Regions from separate parts of the Homo sapiens genome. Here region 2 is linked to region 1. Evidence: chromatin loops called from intact Hi-C (ENCODE). Cell type or tissue: right lobe of liver. All regions are shown on one strand. Links, peaks and the distances in the headings refer to the core of each region. The heading gives the core; the rest is flanking DNA.

Region 1 (9,586 bases), core at 3,410-5,909:
GTTTTATTTTATTTTATTTTTTATTTATTTATTTTTTGTGACAGGGTCTTGCTCTGTCACCCAGGCTGTAGTGCAGTGGCACAATCTCGGCTCACTGCAACCTCCACCTCCAGGGTTCAAGCAATTATCTTGCCTCAGCCTCCCAAGTAGTAGGGACTACAGGCCCATGCCACCACTCCCAGCTAATTTTTTGTATATTTTTGGTAGAGATGGGGTTTCACCACGTTGGCCAGGCTGGTAGATGTTTTAGACATGGATGATATTCAAATGACAAGTAGAGAAGGTAGCCTAAGGGTGATGTCAGGGCTGAATTGGGTCAAGATCATTCATTCATGCATTCATTTCAATGTATGTCCTGGTTACCCACGAGGCCCAGGCCTCAAGGATACAGATGTGACAAGACATGCCAAAGAACTTGGCAGGAAGCGCTTCAGGGAGTCAAGAAGATGCAACCCAGTTCTATATCCTTATAGATATATCGTATATCTAGCCCAGGGCAGGGTAGAGGCCTGTGCAAGGCCATCAAGGAGCAGAGGCAGCCTAGTTCTCTCTGCCTGCGGAGGTCAGGGAAGTCATGACATTTGAGCTGGGTTAATTTTTTTTTTTTTTTTTGAGACGGAATCTTACTCTGTCACCCAAGCTGGAGTGCAGTGGCGCTATCTCAGTCCACTGCAGCCTCTGCCTCCTGGGTCCAAGCGATTCTCCTGCCTCAGCCTCCTGAGTAGCTGGGATTACAGGCACCTGCCACCATGCCAGGCTAATGTTCTTGTATTTTTAGTAGAGATGGGGTTTCGCCATGTTGCCCAGGCTGGTATTGAATCAAGCGATCCACCTGCCTCAGCCTCCCAAAGTGTTGGGATTACAGGCATGAGCCACCACACCAGGCCAGTTTTATTTTTTTTTTAAGAGAAAGGGTTCCCTATGTTGCCTAGGCTGGTCTTGAACTCCTGGGCTCAAGTGATCCTCCTGCCTCAGCCTCCCAAGTAGCTGAGACTACAGACATGCACCACTGCACCTGGCTTGGCCTGGGTTTTGAAGGATGTGTAGGAAAGTAAAGAAAGGAGTGGTGAACATTTTCAGGCAGTGGGGGCAGCCCTAAGCAAAAGATTGTAAGGCACAGAGGGTAGAGGGAAAAGGGAGGACAATGAGGCTGATGACAAGGGTGAGGACCAATTCTCCAGGCTTTCAAAAGGTGAAGGAACTTGACTTTCACCCTGTGGGTAGTAGGGAGTCATTGAGGGTTTTATGTAGAGGAAAGACCCCACCTCACCCATCTCCATGGTAGTTATGACAAAAGTGGACGAGGAGCGCTAGAAAGGAAGGAGCTAGAAGCCCAGTTTGCCAGCTGCTGCAACTGTCCAAGTGACAGGTGATCAGGGCTAAGCTGGGGAATGCACTCATTCAGCAGGTATTGATGAATCTGTACCCAACTAGAAGGCAGACTTTAGCCTGGACAGTTCAGCCCCAACTATTTCTCCAGTCTTCATTTGAATCCTTTCCTGCCTCCCAGCCATAGCACGCACAAGGTCTGCAGCACCCTCTGCACACGGTGTGCACCCAGCAGACCACCACCATTCCCAGCCCTCCCTACTGTCACACAGGCCCCGTCACCCCTTCACAAAGAGTTTGCAACCCTTGGGAAAGCACCTTCCTGCCCCGAGAAAAATCACACTGAGACACGTGTTCTTGTGTCTTTTTTATTGGACTGTGGGCTTCCTAAGGCAGGCCGGGCACTATTTCCCTCTGTATCCTCTTTTGCACCACCTAACTCAATTTCTCCAAGCCTGATAAGCAAAGAGCCTTGCATACAGCAAGGGTGCAATAAACCCAGCCAAGTGGACATCCCATCTCCAAGGGTCAAGGCCGGATGGTGTAGCTCTAAGGAAGGGGCAGACCAAATGAGCTTTGACATCTCTGGGATTTGATGATCCCAGGATTCTGAATCCAAGAATCTGGGGTTGAACGGGCTCCTTGGAGCCCAGTGTGTGAGCAGAGGGAGAGGACAAGGAACAAAACCAAAGAGATCCAAGTTCAGTGGAGTCCCAAGCCTGCTGGGAACAATGCTGGAGAAGGGGTGCAGGGAGAGAAAGGTAGGAGCCCACGTCTCCCTAGCTGCCCTCTAACTGCTGCAGGATAGGCCGTCACCTGCCCATCAGCAGCTCAGCAAGTGAACAGGCCCTCTCAGCCCTGGCCCAGGGGTCTTGCGTCTCCTGATGGGGGCCCCTCCAGGGTGATCCTGGGGGTCCTGGGGCAACTTCATGTTGAACAGCTGGGCGTTGCCAGGCCCCAGGCTGGCCCTCCAGGACAAGGGGAGTGTTGGAGGACCTGGCTGGAGCTAGCTGCCTGGCAGAGTCAGGGAGGAGGCTGGGGCTGCGGAGGAGGAGAGGTTGCCCCACTGAGCGCAGCCTCTGTTGGTGTCACTGACTGTGATATCGTGATATAAGAAGAAATATGTATTTGGTCTTTGCCCTCAGTTCCTGACCCAGAGCCCAAAACCTTTGTAATTTCCTGAGTGATAGGAACTTCTGACACAGAGCTCTGAAATCCCTTGGAATTTCTGGAGTGATAGGAGCATCTTTTGTTCCAATGAGGTGACTCCTGGGGGGCTCCTGGATACCCTCAGGATAAGGACTGGCTGCCAGGGGAACCAACTACCCCCAACCGCTGGGGAAGGGAGAGGGGCCAAAGGTTGAGGCGATCACCAGTGGCCAGTGATTTCATCAGTCATGCCTACATAATGAAGCCTCCATAGAAACCCAAAAAGACAGGGTTTGGAGAGCTTCCTGACAGCTGAACACATGGAGGTTCCTGGAGGGTGGTGCCCATGGAGGGCATGGAGGCTCCACGTCCCTTCCCACCCACCTCACCCTATGCATCTCTTCCATCGGGCTGTTCATCTGTGTCCTCTGAAATATCCTTCACCATAAATGGGTAAAGGTGTCTCCCTCAGTTCTGCAAGGCTCTAGCAAATTAACTGAACCTGAGGAGGGAGTATGAGAACCCTGATCTGTAGCCCATAGGTCAGAAGCACAGGTCAGAACCTGGGGCTGGTGACGGGCATCTGAGGTGGGGGCAGACTTGTGGGACTGAGCCCTTTTTAAAATTGCTAAATTCATTTTAATTTTTTTTAGACAGGGTCCCACTCTCTTGCCCAGGCTGGAGTGCAGTGGTATAATTATGGCTCACTGCAGCCTTGACCTCCCAGGCTCAAGCAATCCTCCAGCCTCAGCCTCCCAAGTAACTGGGACTGTAGGTGCATGCCACCTCATCTGACTAATTGTTTTGCTTTTTTGTAGAGATTGGGTCTTACTCTGTTGCCCAGACTGGTCTCAAATTCCTGGCCTCAAGACATCCTCCCATTTTGGCCTCCCAGTTCGCCACTGTGCCTGGTGGGACTGAGCCCTGACCTGCACGATGTGTCACTCTCTCCAGGCAGTGTAGGAATTGAATTGAATGTGGGACAGCTAAGTGGTGTCCCCTGGAGAACAACTTGGTGTGTAGAGAAAAATCCCCACACATTTTGGTGACCAAAGGGGAAGTATTGTGTGTTGACAGAGTGAGAGTAGAAGAGAAAAAAATAGTTTCGCTTTTTTTCCCCCTCAGATAGACTATAAAGGAGATTGAGGCCAGGCACGGTGGCTCATGCCTGTAATCCCAGCACTTTGGGAGGCCAAGGCGGGTGGATCACTTGAGGTCAGGAATTCTAGACCAGCCTGGACAACATAGTGAAACCCCATCTATACTAAAAATACAAAAAAAAATTAGCTGGGTATTGTGGTGTGCACCTATAATCCCAGCTACTTGGGAGGCTGAAGCAGGAGAATCGCTTGAACCCGGGAGGCGGAGGTTGCAGTGAGCTGAGATCACGCCATTGCACTCCAGCCTGGGCGACAGAGTGAGACTCTGTCTCAAGAACAAATAAATAAATAAATAAAATTAAAATAAGGAGATTGAGAGGAGATAGTGCAGGGAGGGGCCTCCTTCCCCACCAGCGCCAGGGAAGCAAATATTCCTGGGAGACTTGGAAGGCATCCACCCTCCCCTCTACTGGCATGGCTGGAATCAGAAGAGGATGGGCAGCGGGAGCAGGAGCTTGACCTCAAGGGTCAGCCCAGCTTTCTCTAGAGGCTGACCCATCCCACAGGGGTGCATCAAGGATGCCCACCCTTCCAGAGAAACAGTGGCAGAGTCACACCAAATGTGCAATGTGAGAGAGAGAGAGAGAGAGAGAGAAAGCAAGACAATCCCGAACCTAACAAGACATTTTCTGGACTCGTACCTGTGCATGTTTTTTGTTTTTTTGTTTGTTTGTTTGTTTGCCTGTGCACGTTTTCACAGACTCACAACACTGGACAACTGAGTCCAATCCCCTCATCTTACAGATGGGGAAACTGAGGCCCATGGAGAGGTGCTGACCCAAGTTCAGAAGCAGGTCCTGGAAGAATCTCCATGTCTTACCTTCTTCTGTACTTCCCCAGTACCCACGCTCCCATCCACATTCAACCATGACTTACTGATGAAAACACAGGATTTTCCACCTTGGGCATTATCTCAGTGCGGGAGGCATGCCAGGAGTGGCTACAGCCCTGGGCAGCTGAACTTGCAGTGAGCCAGGCCTGGAGCAACACCAAGGCTCCACCACACACCCCTGCCTGAGCCAAGGTCAGCCCTGGGAAACAGAGTCTTCTCATCCATAAATGGGTCTGAGTGGCTGGTGATCCCTGCCTCGTGGAGTTGCTGAGGGGATTCAACAGCAGACGCAGCCTGGACTGGCTCACGCTTGTGATCCCAGCACTTTGGGAGGCTGAGCCCAGGAGTTCGAGACCAGCCTGGGCAACATAGCAAGACCCCCATCTCTACAAAAAGTTTAACAATTAGCTGGGCATGGTAGCACACACCTGTAGTTCCAGCTACTAGGGAGGCTGAGGTGGGAGGATTACTTGTGCCCAGAAGTCTGAGGTTACTGTGAGCTATGATCTCACCACTGCACTCCAGCCTAGGTAACAGAGTGAGAAACCTTCTCTGAATAATAATAATAATAATAATAATAATAATAATAATAATAATGTAAAGGACATAGGGCATTGAAGGGAACATAGAAATGTTTGTTTTTTCCTCTCCTCTCCCTCACCTATTTTGCTCAAAATATAAAAAGTTCTGGTTTTTGTTTGTTTTTGGTCAAATACACCCCCTCACCTCTCTGAGCTCTCCACAAAGGTGGCGGGTGGGAGGGAAATGCTGCCTGTAGGACTCTGTGTGCAGTCTGGGTTTTTTCTTTCAGATTTGTTCCCAGGACCCAGTTATTCACCGGAGAGAAGTCAATACATAGACCCTGTTCCCAGGAGGCTAAATGCTGAGGGAAAGCAAGGTGCCAGGATGCGGTGGGCACATGGGGAGGCCTGGTTGAGGACGGTGCTGTGCCCAGGGAGGGGGTGGGCAGGGGGTTCCCACGCATCTGGGCTCCAGCAATGGTTTCCCGAACGGCCGCAGCCACGTCTGTACTGCAGGTTGACACCTGGGCCTGTCCCCGGCAATGCTCTGTTTGCTGTTGGGCCAAGGAACCCTGGGAACCCAGGTTGACAGGACATGGTGACAATGGAAGGATTGTTCCAGAAGCCGGGGCCCTGGCTGGCCTCTGGCTTCCCGTCACCTGAGCAAATGTCAATCCGCCAGGTACAAAAGCCAACATTTCCCTGACGGTTGAAGACGCTCATTCAGAAGGCCTCCCCCTCAGCAGGCTGCAGGCTCCTCCTAGCCACTCCGAATCCGAAACCGCTGTTCTCATCACCATCCCTTTCATCCTACATGCTGGGAGCAGCCCCTTGGCAAACCCCATCGCTCCTCACGCCACCTTCCAGAAAGCTCCTGAGCCTCCAAGTCTGAGCTTGCTGGTGGCATTGAGACACAATGAATGGCAGAAAAGCTCCCTTCCTAAGGAGTCGTTCCAGCCAGACGGGCAGAGCGTGCCCTGGCTGCAGGCTGGCACCGGGGGCTTTCGCTGTTTGGAAAGCACGGGGGCTGGTTACCACAGGTGATCCATCCAGCAGATCCTGGCCCAAGGCCACAGTTAGCAAGCTCCAGGGCTAGAGATTAGAGCTCCTGTGCCCAGATTCCATCCCCCTCCACACCGCAAACAATTTGTTAAAAGACACGTCTAGTGAGGGGTTGGCAAGGCCCAAGAGAAGAAAAGTCACAGAATAATGACGACAGTCCCCCAGCTCAGATAATCCCAGAAATAAAAGTAAGACATTTAGGTATTCTTCTGCCACACTGGCCAGGCGTGGTGGCTCATGCTTGTAATCCCAGGACTTTGGGAGGCCAAGGTGGGCAGATCAGCCTGGCCAACAGAGTGAAACCCTGTCTCTACTAAAAATACAGAAATTAGCCGGGTATGGTGGCACACACCTGTAGTCCCAGCTACTTGGGCAGCTGAGGCAGGAGAATCGCTTGAAGTGGGGAGACGGAGGTTGCAGTGAGCCGAGACTGCACCACTGCATTCCAGCCTGAGCAACAGAGCAAGACTGTCTCAAAAAAAATAATAAAAAATAAAAATACATAAAAAAATAGAATCATGGGCCGGGCATGGTGGCTCACGCCTGTAATCCCAGCACTTTGGGAGGCCAGCACGGGAGGATCACTAGAGGTCAGGAGTTCGAGACCAGCCTGGCCAACATGGTGAAACCCCGTCTCTACTTAAAATACAAAATTAGTCAGGCATGGTGGCGGGTGCCTGTAGTCCCAGCTACTTGGGAGACTGAGGCAGGATAATCACTTGAACCTGGGAGGTGGGGTGGCAGTGAGCCAAAATCGTGCCACTGCACTCCAGCCTGGGCGACAAAGCGAGACTCTGTCTCAAAAAAAAATTTAAAAATTAGAATCATAATGCTAACAAGCATGTAAGGGCCCGATACATACTCCACTAGCGGCGCTGTCTCAACTGGTTTTACCTTTCTCACAAGCCGTTTGCTAAGAGGTGGTTGAAGTCTTTGAAAAGCTCATACCCTGGATGAAAATGCTCTGGAGTTGGATTGTGGTGACGGCTGTATGACACTGCGAACGTACTAAATGCCACTGAATTGTACTGTACTGTATTTTTATCTTTTAAGAGATAGTCTCCCTCTGTTGCCCAGGCTGGAATGCAGTGGCACGACCATAGCTCACTGCAGCCTCAACCTCCTAGGCTCAAGCAATCCTTAGCCTCACCCACTGCCCCTCCTTCTCAGCCTAATTTTTTTGTTTTGATAGATACGGGGTCTCACTATGTTGCCTAGGCCAGTCTCAAACTCCTGGGCTCAAGGGATTGTCCTGCCTCAGCCTCCCAAAGTGCTGGGATTATAGGTGTGAGCCACCACGCTCAGCCATAAATGCTGTTTTCGTGAAAAATAATACCAAGGGTAAGAATAATCAGAGTATTGCCAGCAGATGGTGTTTATAAAGTTTTTATTTTCCATTTTCTTAAAAATAACATTTGATTTCCTTTATGCATGTGTGGAGTGTACTTGTTTCCTTAGGCTGAGTAATAGGCAGATAAAGACGACACGAGGCAGGGTCCCCAAGTGGAGGCGGGGCGGGACGTGAGAGGATGGGGGCGCAGGGGAAAGGCAGGGCTGGATGACTCACGGGACTCTTGAGTGCCCATCAACGCACACGCACACAGTCTAACACTTTGTTTTTCAATTTTTTAAAAGACATCTAAAATTACTGAGAGATACAATTTCAGCAGTTAAATCTACAGACGGAAATCCAAGCACTTGAACACAATTCCTAACTCTAAGCTCAGTTATTGCACATCACACAGTTTAAGCAGGCTTCAGGCTGGAAAGCAGTTTGCTCTGCTGGGAACTTCCTCGGGATGTCTGGGTCTCCTTCTGTGGTGTCTCTCCCCTGGGACTGCCGCCAGCCCGCAGCCTCTCGACGACCCCAGGTATCAAAGCTCAGCCATTTGTTCTCCCCAGGGGCTGAGGGCTCGGGCTTTGGTGAAGCAGAGGGTCCCCGTGTTGATGCCAACGGACCCCACCCCCTCCAAAGTGAAGTTGGAAGCAGGTGAAGCTCATGGAAGGCTGAAGGCAGGCGGGCTGGAGTGAAGGGGGGTGACCACCCCCCACGTGTGGGACAACAGGGGGCAGTCAAGATGCCGCCACCCACCACCCCTCCCTTCCAAGCTCCCAGGCCATGCTTCCTTCTCCATCACCCTTGGACCCTCTCTGAGTGGTCTCTCAAGGCACATTTATTTTCTCTGCTGCAACCTACCAGATCTGACATCCACCTCCCCCAGCACCCATGGGCCAAGGAGGCCTGGGGCAGCCAAGGGGAGTTCCAGGACCAAGCAAGCAAGAAACCGTTCTTTGAACACATGGTTAAGCTTCTTCCAGCATGGCCCTAATTCCCCTACCTGCCTAAGCCAGGGGAGTGGGGGCAGGAAGGAGCGAGGCATCGAGGAGAGGGCACTGGAGGGGCTGGGTGGCAGGCCCCTTGGTCAAGGTCACAAATCAAGGAGCTGAGGAAGGACCGATCTGCAACCTTGCTCATGAGGAAACCTTAACCTTGTCTAACAAAAAGCCACTTTGAGGCCGCCCTTCAGCTCCACAGGGAGCTGCTGTTTTGTCTACCTTTTGAGGGGACCAGTCTCAGTAGGGCGAAAGGCAGTGTGGGGGCTTCGGAAACAGGCAAGGCTGGACCCCTGCAATCCTACCAGAGGCTAGTTCAGTCCCTTTTGCTTTCTTCCTAAAACATATTTACAAGGACACACAAACGTGCACAGCCAGAAGACCCAGAGACAGAGAGAGCACGTGTCCCAGGAGCGGAGGGTGACATCAAGAGGACAGGGGACACCCTTCCTCTGAACTCCTTCCTTCCCCAGGCCCCCCAGCATCCTTAACAACCCCCACCCCCACCCCGAGGAGGAAAGTTCCAGAACTCCAGCTGGGACAAATGGAAGAGATAGGTAGACTCCAATCCTAGCAAGAGCAGAAGTTTCAAGTAGCTCCGAGTCAGAGGCGCGGCTGCCTCAGAGAGCAGAGGGCTGATGTGGAACAGCATTTCCCTGAACTGAGCCGGGGCTGGAGTGGGGAGGTGAAGGACAGAGAGAGGACAGGAGAAAGAGGGGACTGGGGGACCTGGAACGACGCGACACCTCAACAATCAGAACTGGGCTGCGGAATGGGAAGCAGTTTATGGAGTTAAGTGGGGCTCTGCTATTTCCCCCAAGAAGGACTCGGAAGATGTTGATTCCAGGGCAGAGTGAGGGGCAGACAGGATGAGGCTCTTCTGTAAAGTCCAACAGACGCTCACAGATGCTGGGAGGCTGGGGACTGCCAGGTTGGGAGCCTCACCCAGAGAGCCTCACTGCATTGACCCCACACCCACCACTCACCCAGCACACAGGGGGCCTCTCCTCACGCTCCCAGGCCACCAGGATGGCCCCCAGGTTCACACACAGGCACACGCACACACGCTGCACTCACCACGCACTGAAGGGCATCACAGCCCCAAGTCTGGGTAAGAAATTCTCCACCAAAGGTGTTAAGGAATTTGCTTTGCTGAGGAGAACTGGATGGGTGGGGGAAAACAGCAACAAACAAACAAA
Region 2 (9,586 bases), core at 2,582-5,081, 100 kb before region 1:
CCACCCAGAGAAGGTATCTATAAGAGTAAGAAGAAATTTTGTCCTCTTGACGGGAGGCATGTGGGTGAAGTCTACTTGCCAGTCCTGCCCTGGGAGTGTTCCTCTGAGCTGATGTGTAGGAATAGGGGGAGAGCGGAGGGCCCCTTGGGAGGAAGTAACACAGCATATATGACAGTTTAAGGTTATGTCTTTTAGTGACGTGAATAGAAGGGGAGAGGAGAAATAAGGGCGATGGAGTAGGTACAGGGGTGCTCACCAATATGGAAGGATTGGTGAAGAGATGTCAGAATTTCTTTGGTTTGCTCTTGGGGGAGGATGAGCTTTTGATTTTTGACTATCCAGTCCCTTGAAAGGAGGCTCCTTGCTGTAGTAGCGAAGCTTTCTCAGTGAGAGAGTACTTGGGTTGGATTGCTGAGATAATGAGGAGGAGAGGGGGAGGGGCAGAAGAAAGGGAGGATTCTTTTGCTGCCTCATTGGCCTTTCTGTTCCCTCTTGAGATTTCATCTGATCCTGTTTGATGTCCTCGACAGTGTATAACTCCTGCTTTCGCTGGGAGGTGTGCAACCTGAAGGAGTTGGTAAATAAGGGGGCTGTTAGTGATGGGGGTTCCTTTGGCAGTAAGGAATCCTCTCTCTTGCCAGATGGAGGTGTGGGAATGACGAATGTGATAGGCATATTTGGAGTCTGTATAAATGTTGACTCATTTGCCTTTGGAAAGGGTTAGAGCCCTGGTGAGAGCTATGAGTTCTGCCTTTTGGGAGGAGGTTCCTGGGGGTAGGGGCTTGGCTTCAATTACTTGTCAAGGGAAACAAATGTATATCCAGCAATTTTGGGGGAGCTGGTGGGCCCAGAAGAGGAGCCATCTATGAATAGTTGTTCATCAAGGCTGGTGAGAGACTCGGAGGAAATGTTTGGGAAATGTAGCTGTACATGGTCCAGAATGTCAGTGCAAGAATGAGTAGGAGGGGAAGAGAATACAGGGAGTAAGGATGCTGGGTTCAGGGGAGCACTTTTGGCAAGACTGGATTCGGGATTTTCGATAAAGAGGGCATGGAGTAATTGAATCCAGGAAGGAGGAAGGGAGCTTAGTGCTCGGGAGGAGAGGCGATCTTGTAGATTATGAGGACTGTGGATGGTGGTATTCTGGCTGAAAGTTAGTTTCCTGCTTTCTAGAGCTAAAACGGTAACTGCTGCTAGTGCTTTAAGGCAGGTTGGCCACCCTTTGACTGTGTTATCTAGTTGTTTAGAGAGGTAAGCTACAGGGGCAAAGGAAGGATTTCCTTTCTGTTGTGCTAAGACACCGAGGGCTATTCCTTGGCTTTCGGCAGTATAGAGAGTGAAAGGTTGGGAGATATCAGGTAAGGACAGAGCTGATGCAGTGACAAGAGCAGTTTGGAGTTTGCGAAAGCTGGGGTGTATGTTATGTGTGGGGTTTAGGGGTTCATTGAGAGGGCCTTTGGCCACTTCATAGAGGACATCAACTAGGAGGACAAAGTTGGAAATCCATATTCTGAAGAAGCCTGCTAGCCCTAGGAAGGAAAGGATTTCGCTTTTGGAGGAGGATGGGGGTAGATTATCTATTAATGCTGCCCCAGCTGGAGTCATAACCCAGGCCCCAGGGGAAAGTTGAATTCCTAAGTAGGTCACCATGGAGGTGGAGAGTTAGTTGGGCCTTGGAGGGGGAGACCCTATACCTTTTGATAGTGAGAAAGTTTAAGAGAGTGGCCGTGTGAATTTGAGAGTCTCTTAGAGAGAGGCTGCAAAGAAGAAGGTCTTCCACGTATTAAACAAGAAGACTGGGAGACAGGTTTAAGGAGGTGAGGCCTCAGACTAGAGCTTGTCGGAAGAAATGAGGGCTATCCCTGAAGCCCTGAGGAAGGACAGTCCATGTGAGTTGTTGTAACTGGAGGGTGTCAGGGTCAGTCCAGGTGAAATCAAATAGGTTTGGGGCATCAGGGTGTAGGGGAATGGTAAAGAAGGCATCCTTCAGGTCAATTGTGGTGTAGTGGGTGGTGTTGGTGGGGACAAGAGAGAGAAGTGTATAGGGGCTAGGGACTATGGGATGGATAGGGAGGACAGCCTGATTGATGGCTCAGAGGTCCTGAACGAGTTGGTATGAGCCATCAGATTTTTTTTTTCTTTTGAGACAAAGTCTTGCTCTGTCACCCAGGCTGGAGTGCAGTGATGTGATCTTGGCTCACTGCAACCTCCACCTCCCCGGTTAAAGCAATTCTCCTGCCTCAGCCTCCTGAGTAGCTGGGATTACAGGTGCATGCCACCATGCCTGGCTAATTTTTTTCTATTTTTAGTAGAGACGGGGTTTCACCATGTTGGCCAGACTGGTCTCGAACTCCTGTCCTCAGGCAATCCACCTGCCTTGGCCTCCCAAAGTGCTGGGATTACAGGCGTGAGCCACTGCGCCTGGCCCAGAGCCATCATATTTTTTAACAGGGAGGATGGGGGTGTTATATGGAGAGTGTGTCGGTCTAAGAAGAGTGCATAAGCAGAGCTTGTTTATGATGGGTTGTAGGCCTTTTTGGTGAGTTAGGCAGATTGGGTATTGGCGAACATTGAGAAATTTGGAGGGGTCTTTTAACTGGATTTTGATGGGGTCATGGTGAGCAGCTATGGAAGGGATGGTGGTGTCCCACACTACTGGGTTAAAGAGAGAGGCGGGAAGTGGTACTGGGGAGAGGGATCAGAGGCTGGACTAGTGGAGAGGAGCAGGAGGGACTCTGCTTGAGGGGAGCAGGAAAAGGTGATAGAAGCTTTGAATTTGGCTAAAAGGTCTTGGCCTAGAATGGGGGTGGGGCAACGAGGCATGATAAGGAAAGAGTGTGAGAAAACGGTATCAAACAGGGAACAAGTAGGAGGTCTGCTGGTGCATGGACGTCAGATGAGTCCATCAACCCCCACAACTAAGACTTGATGTTGGTAGAGTTGCTGAGGCAGGACTGGCTTGTCTGTCATAATATAAAAGAGTATTGGAAGATGTCCGGGGTCCGGGTCTAAAACCCCTTGTGGCCTTTGGAACACCAAGCTCTGTGCCAAAGGGTGGAAGGCTGCCCTGCCGCACCACAAATTTAAGCCCAGGGCATAAAACTCCTCATGACTTGGATGGAATCCAGGGCTCAGGGCATACAACCCCTCGTAGCCTCTGGAATGTGCACAGACTTGTTGGTTGCTCTCCCAGGCTCATAAACATGTTCTCCATTATCTCAAGCAGCAGAGCATATTCATATGTGTCAAAGAAAATGCTAAAGTGTCACAGCTACGCTTGATGCACCGCTACCTTTCTACCCCCATATCCGCATGTCCTCACCACCTGCTTCTTTGTTTGATCACCAATAAATAGTGTGGGTTCCCAGAGCTCGGGTGCTTCACAGCCTCCATACCAGCATTGGCCCCCTGGACCCACCTTATGCACTCTTAACTTGTCTTTTCTCATTCATTTGACTCTGCCAGACTTCGTAGCCCCCATGGCCTAGTGTTGGGTCTGATCACCCTAACATTTCTGGCGCCCAACATGGGGCTATGAAGACCCTGGTGAAGGAACACTAGAGCATGTGGAAGCAGAGGACACATTGTCAGAGGACACCCGAGGATGACTGAAAGAAGCTCGGCAGGTAAGCTGGGCACTCGTAAGAACCAGGGTAACAATGGGACAGAATGAAAGTAAACATTCTGCTTATTTACATTTCTTTTTTTTGTGTGTGGGTGGCAAGCCACCCAGGCGCCAAGGCAAGAGACTGAAGGCACAAGCTTGTTACAGTATAATAAAGAAAATACTTAAAATAAGAATAGTTATATTAGACGTAGAATATAGACACGATTATATATGAATATTATCAATCATTAGTTTGTAGCATTACTCTTTATTCCAATATTATAATAATCTCTGTTTTACAATTATAACCTAGGAAAAACCAGGCCATACAGAGATAGGAGCTGAAGGGACATGGTGAGAAGTGACCAGAAGACAAGAATGCGAGCCCTCTGTCACGCCCAGACAGGGCCACTAGAGGGCTCCTTGGTCTAGCGGTAGTACCAGTGCCTGGGAAGGCACCCGTTACTTAGCAGACGGGGAAAGGGAGTCTCCCCTTCCCTGGGGGAGTTAGAGAAGACTCTGCTCCACCACCTCTTGTGAAAGGCCTGACATCAGTTAAGCCCACCCACAGCCATCCAGAGGCCTAAACGTCTCCCTGTGATGCTGTGCTTCAGCGGTCACGCTCCTTGTCCACTTTCATGTTCAGCCCTGTACACCTGGCTCTGCCTTCTAGATAGCAGTAGCAGAATTAGTGAGAATATTAAAGTCTTTGATCTCTCCAAGAAATTCATAGAAGAAATAATGGCATAAGCTGTCCCCTCTCTCTCTCTCTGCCTCAGCTGCCAAACAGGGAAGGGCTCCCTGTCTGGTGGACATGTGACTCACATGACCTTACCTATCATTGGAAATGACTCACATTCCTTACCCTGCCCCCTTGCCTTGTATACAATAAATAACAGCACAGCCAGGCATTCGGGGCCACTACCGGTCTCCACATTTTGGTGGTAGTGGTCACCCGGGCCCAGCTGTCTTTTCTTCTATCTCTTTGTCTTGTGTCTTTATTTCTATGATCTCTCGTCTCCGCACACAAGGAGAAAAACCTACAGGCCCTGTAGGGCTGATCCCTACATTTTTTGAGACAGAGCCTTGCTCTGTCACCCAGGCTGCAGTACTGTGGCACGATCTCGGCTCAGTGCAATCTCTGCCTCCCGAGTTCACGCCATTCTCCCACCTCAGCCTCCCGAGTAGCTGGGACTACAGGCATGTGCCACCATGCCCAGCTAATTTTTTGTATTTTTAATAGAGACAGGGTTTCACCGTGTTAGCCAGGAATGTCTCGATCTCCTGACCTTGTGATATGCCTGCCTTGGCCTCCCAAAGTGCTGGGATTACAGGCGTGAGCCACCACTCCCGGCCTTAGTTATTTAAATTTCTTAAGGCATTTATTATGGAAAGGGGGAGTGAAAGTTAGTACTCAGAATTTATTAACACTCTTTAGTACAGTAGAGCAGTTTGCCCATGGTTCCCAGAACAAGGGACAATGGGGTTGGATGAATGGGAAAGAATTGGCAGAGATTTTAAAAAGGTGCATAAAGAAGGAGCCAAAATTCCAGTTTCTGTTTGGTCAGTGTGAGCATTGATAAAGGCAGCTCTTGAGCCATTTCAAACAATGACAAGACAGATTCAGATGAGGAAGAGGCAGACAAGTGTAAAAAATTAACTTCAGATTCTGAATGTGAGGAACAGGAACCAGAGGAAATTAAATAAAAGAGAGGGAAACTGAAAAAGGTACATTTCACTAGCCTGTCGGTTCCACCTGCTGAATTAAGTGAATGGCCACCTCCTCCCTCTCCCCTTAATGGACAAGAACATGAACTAGCTAAAAAACTAAAAAACTGCTCCTGTAGTTGCAACATTAAAACCTGGAGCTATTGGTGGCGCTATACAAAATTCTATTCAAAAGGCTAGAGCCGAGGGAGACCTTGAAGTATGGCAATTTCCAGTTACTATAACCCAGCAAGGAGGGCAGAATATAGCTAATTGGGCCACTTTTCCTTTTAAGTTGTTAAAGGAATTCAAGCGGAAGCCATTAGTCAATATGGGCCAAATTCTCCTTTTGTACAAACTTTACTAAAAAATGTGGCTCTTGATAATAGATTAATACCATATGACTGGGATACTTTAACAAAACCTGTTCTCACTCCGTCCCAGTACATGCAGTTTAAAACTTGGTGGGCCGATGAAGCTCAAACTCAAGCAAGAGAAAACACACAAGCACAGCCGCCTGTGCCTGTTTCCTTTGAACAGTTAATGGGGTTGGGCCCTAATTGGGGCCGACTAGACAATCAAGCAGTAATGAAAAACGTTGCCATTGTTCAGTTACACACTGTGTGTTTATGGGCATGGAAAAAAAATAAATGTTATGGGGAAAAAATATCCTTCTTTCAGTTCTGTCTGACAAGGACCTAAAGAATCATATACTGACTTTATTGCTCGGCTCCAAGAGGCTGTGCGTAAAGCCATAACTGATGAAATAGCTCAAGATGTGGTAATACAACTCCTTGCATATGATAATGCCAATACAGAGTGTCAAAATGCTATTAGACCTATGAGAGGGAAGGCTCATTTGGCTGAATATATTAAGGCTTCTGATGGCATTGGAGGTAACTTAAATAAGGCTACTCTTTTAGCCCAAGCTATGGCTGGACTAAAGGTGGGAAAAAATATGCCCCGTTTCTCAGGCTCTTGTTTTAATTGTGGGCAATTTGGACACACAAAAAAGGAATGTAGAAAAGAAAATCAAAAGGCAAAAACTATTACCATCAATCAACAGAAAAGTCCTGGCGTATGCCCCTGATGTAAGAAGGGCAATCACTGGGCAAATCGGTGTCATTCTAAATTTAGCAAAGATGGGCAACCTTTTTTTGGGAAACGGGAAGAGGGGCCCACCTCGGGCCCCTCAACAAACCAAGGTATATCTGGCACATTCAGTGCCCTTACAAATGTACAACAGTTGTCCCCTGCCACAGCAGGCAGTGTTGCTGTAGATCTTTGCAGCACAGTTCCCATTTCCCTACTTCCTGGGGAGCCACCAAAGAAGGTCCCCATGGGAGTCAGGGGCCCTTTACCCTCAGAACAGTTGGTCTATTGCTAGGAAGGTCTAGTTTAAATTTTAGAGGTGTCACTATGCATGTAGGAATAATTGATTCTGATTATACCAGAGAGATTCAATTAGTTGCTAGTTCCTCAATTCCATGGTCTGCTTCCTCAGGAGAAAGAATCGCTCAGTTGTTACTGTTACCTTATGCAAAACTGGGACGCAGCATAGTAAAAAGAATGGGAGGCTTTGGTAGTATGAATCCAGCAGGAAAAGCTGTATATTGGGTTAATCAAGTGTCTGATAAGAGACCTATTTGTACAGTAACCATTCAAGGAAAGAACTTTGAAGGGCTAGTAGATAACTGGAGCTGATGTTTCTATATTGGTTTGAATCAATGGCCCCAGCATTGGCCTAAGCAAAAGGCATCCATTGGTATTGTTGGAGTAGGGGCTGCCTCAGAAGTTTTTCAAAGTTCTTTAATTTTGCCATGCCAAGGGCCAGATGGCCAAGAAGGGACAATTCAACCTATTACACCTATTCCTGTCGATCTATGGGGTAGAGACTTATTACAACAATGGGGTGCTGAAATACCTATTCCTATTGATCAGTATAGTATTAACGGTAAACAAATGATGAGAAAAATGGGATATCTCCCAGGGAAGGGACTAGGAAAAAATGAAAATGGCCAACCAGAACATTTAGAACTAAAAGGACAAACAGATCAAACTGGATTAGGGTATCATTTTTAGGAACGGCCATTGCTGAGCCTCCGGCTCCCATTCCTCTTGTTTGGTTAACTGCTAAACCAGTTTGGGTGGAGCAATGGCCACTGAAACAGGAAAAACTGGAGGCTTTAAAATAATTGGTACAGAAACAATTACAAAAGGGACACACAGAGCCTACTCTCTCTCCTTGGAATTCTCCTGTGTTTGTTATTAAGAAAAAATCCCAGAAATGGAGAATGTTAACAGATTTGAGGGCCGTTAATGCTGTCATTCTACCCATGGGTGCACTGCAACCAGAGCTGCCCTCCCCAACTATGATTCCTAAATCCTGGCCTCTAATAGTGATAAATTTAAAAGATTGCTTCTTTACCATTCCTTTAGCTACCCAAGATTAGGAAAAATTTGCTTTTACTGTTCCCGCTATAAATAACAAAGAACCAGCAGACAAATACCATTGGAAAGTATTACTATTTGTCAAACTTATGTCAGAAAAGGTATTAAGCCAGCTAGAGAACAATTCAATAAATGTTATATTATCCATTACATGGATGATATTTTATGTGCAGCTGAAACTAGGGAGGAAAAGGCTGTAACAGCAGCAAGGTTAATCATAGCCCCTGATAAAATCCAAACTTCTACTCCCTTTCAGTATTTAGGAATGAAAGTAGAACAAAGTACTATTAAGCCTCAAAACATTCAAATTAGAAGAGATAATTTAAAACCTCTAATGATTTTCAAAAATTATTAGGAGACATTAATTGGATTCATCCCACTTTAGGCAGTCCTACTTATGTTATGTCTCACCTCTTTTCTACCTTACGAGGTGATTCTAACTTAAACAGTAAACACTCCCTGTCCAAGGAGGCATTAGAGAAACTTCAATTAATTGAAGAAAAATTTCCACAGGCACAAGTGACTCGAGTTGACCCATTGCAGTCATTACAGTTTTTAGTTTTTCCTACTAAACATTCACGTACAGGAATTATTGTTCAACAGAATGATCTGGTTGAGCGGCTTTTTGTACCTCACAATACAACCAAAACGCTTACTCTGTACTTAGATCAAGTTGCTGTATTAATGTAGTGTGCAAGGCTGTGCACAACAAAGTTAATGGGATATGATCCAAATCAAATTATACTTCCATTAAACAAACAACAAATTCAGCAAGCTTATATTAATTCCCAGGAATGGCAAATTAATTTGGCAGGTTTTATTGGCATTCTTGGTAATCATTATCCTAAATCCAAAATATTCCAATTTCTTAAATTAATATCATGGATATTGCCTTCCATTACTCAAAAAGCCCCTATTGAAGGGGCCATTACTGTTTTTACTGATGGATCTAGTAATGGAAAGGCCTCATTTGTGGGACCTCAACAACAAGTTTTTCAAACTGACTTTGCTTCTGCTCAAAATGCTGAACTTATGGCTGTGATAACAGTGTTAAAAACTTTTAAACAGCCAATAAACACTGTTTCTGATTCAGCCTATGTAGTGCAAGCCACACAAAATATTGAATGTGCCTTAATTCAAAATGTGACTAATGACCAACTTAATCTTTTATTTCATTCTTTACAGCAAGCAGTACAACAAAGGCATTCCCCTTTCTATGTCACTCATATGAGAGTGACATAGCCCTTTAAATTTAATCAAAGGGTGGATAATTATATGGGGAATAGGATTTGCTTGTGTCTCTCAGGTAACAATCAGGTGCCTGTATGAGTGCCCACCAAACATCTGAAAATCTATCATGAGCTACAGCAGGAAGAGAGGACTCTGGGAAGAGTCCTCTGAAGAGTCCAGAGACGTGGTTTCACGGTGTTAGCCAGGATGGTCTCGATTTCCTGACCTCGTGATCCGCCCACCTCGACCTCCCAAAGTTTTGGGATTACAGGTGTGAGCCATAGCGCCTGGCCATTACCCGGCAGCTTTGTTAAGGCCTGCAATGAGGCAAGTAATCATATAGTTACAGACGCCCAGCTGGGGTCTGTGGGTTGGTACTCCCAGGAAGGCTCTTCCTGGGGAACAGCAGTGGCTCCTATGGGCTTAGCAGGATCTTGCCCATGAAGATCGTCAGTGTGTGCCTGTGCTACAAGCCACACTCTTTCCTTCTCTTCTGGAAGGAGAGTATAGAAGAGAGGATAATGTAGAGATCATGCCAAGTGAGTTCATAAGATTGGGTAAGATATTTAAATTCTTTGATATAAGTATCAG

What was found. Hi-C counts contacts between places; a loop is a spot of excess contacts. Peaks named below come from ENCODE experiments on the same cell type or tissue, not always from the same donor. Only the 100,000 strongest peaks of a DNase experiment are listed, where the experiment ranks them.
Region 2: a loop joins it to region 1, with 2.8 times the contacts of the local background. A loop is called at or near these places in 91 of 110 quality-filtered maps.

Annotation. Positions count from the first base shown.
Region 1 is chr10:72,051,611-72,061,196 of GRCh38, forward strand. SPOCK2 (SPARC (osteonectin), cwcv and kazal like domains proteoglycan 2) reads right to left here. Exons shown (of 11, transcript NM_001244950.2): 11 at 7,424-9,586. Among named protein-coding and RNA genes, the nearest start is that of SPOCK2, 32 kb to the right of the region's middle. In right lobe of liver, for the core only: no CTCF peak of the experiment used is centred there; a DNase peak (open chromatin) is centred at 4,601.
Region 2 is chr10:71,952,247-71,961,832 of GRCh38, forward strand. No RefSeq gene overlaps it. Among named protein-coding and RNA genes, the nearest start is that of CHST3, 7.4 kb to the right of the region's middle. RefSeq lists silencers at 3,244-3,459, 3,924-4,033, 4,481-4,700. In right lobe of liver, for the core only: CTCF peaks have their summits at 4,007 (motif pointing right) and 4,212; DNase peaks (open chromatin) are centred at 4,035 and 4,438.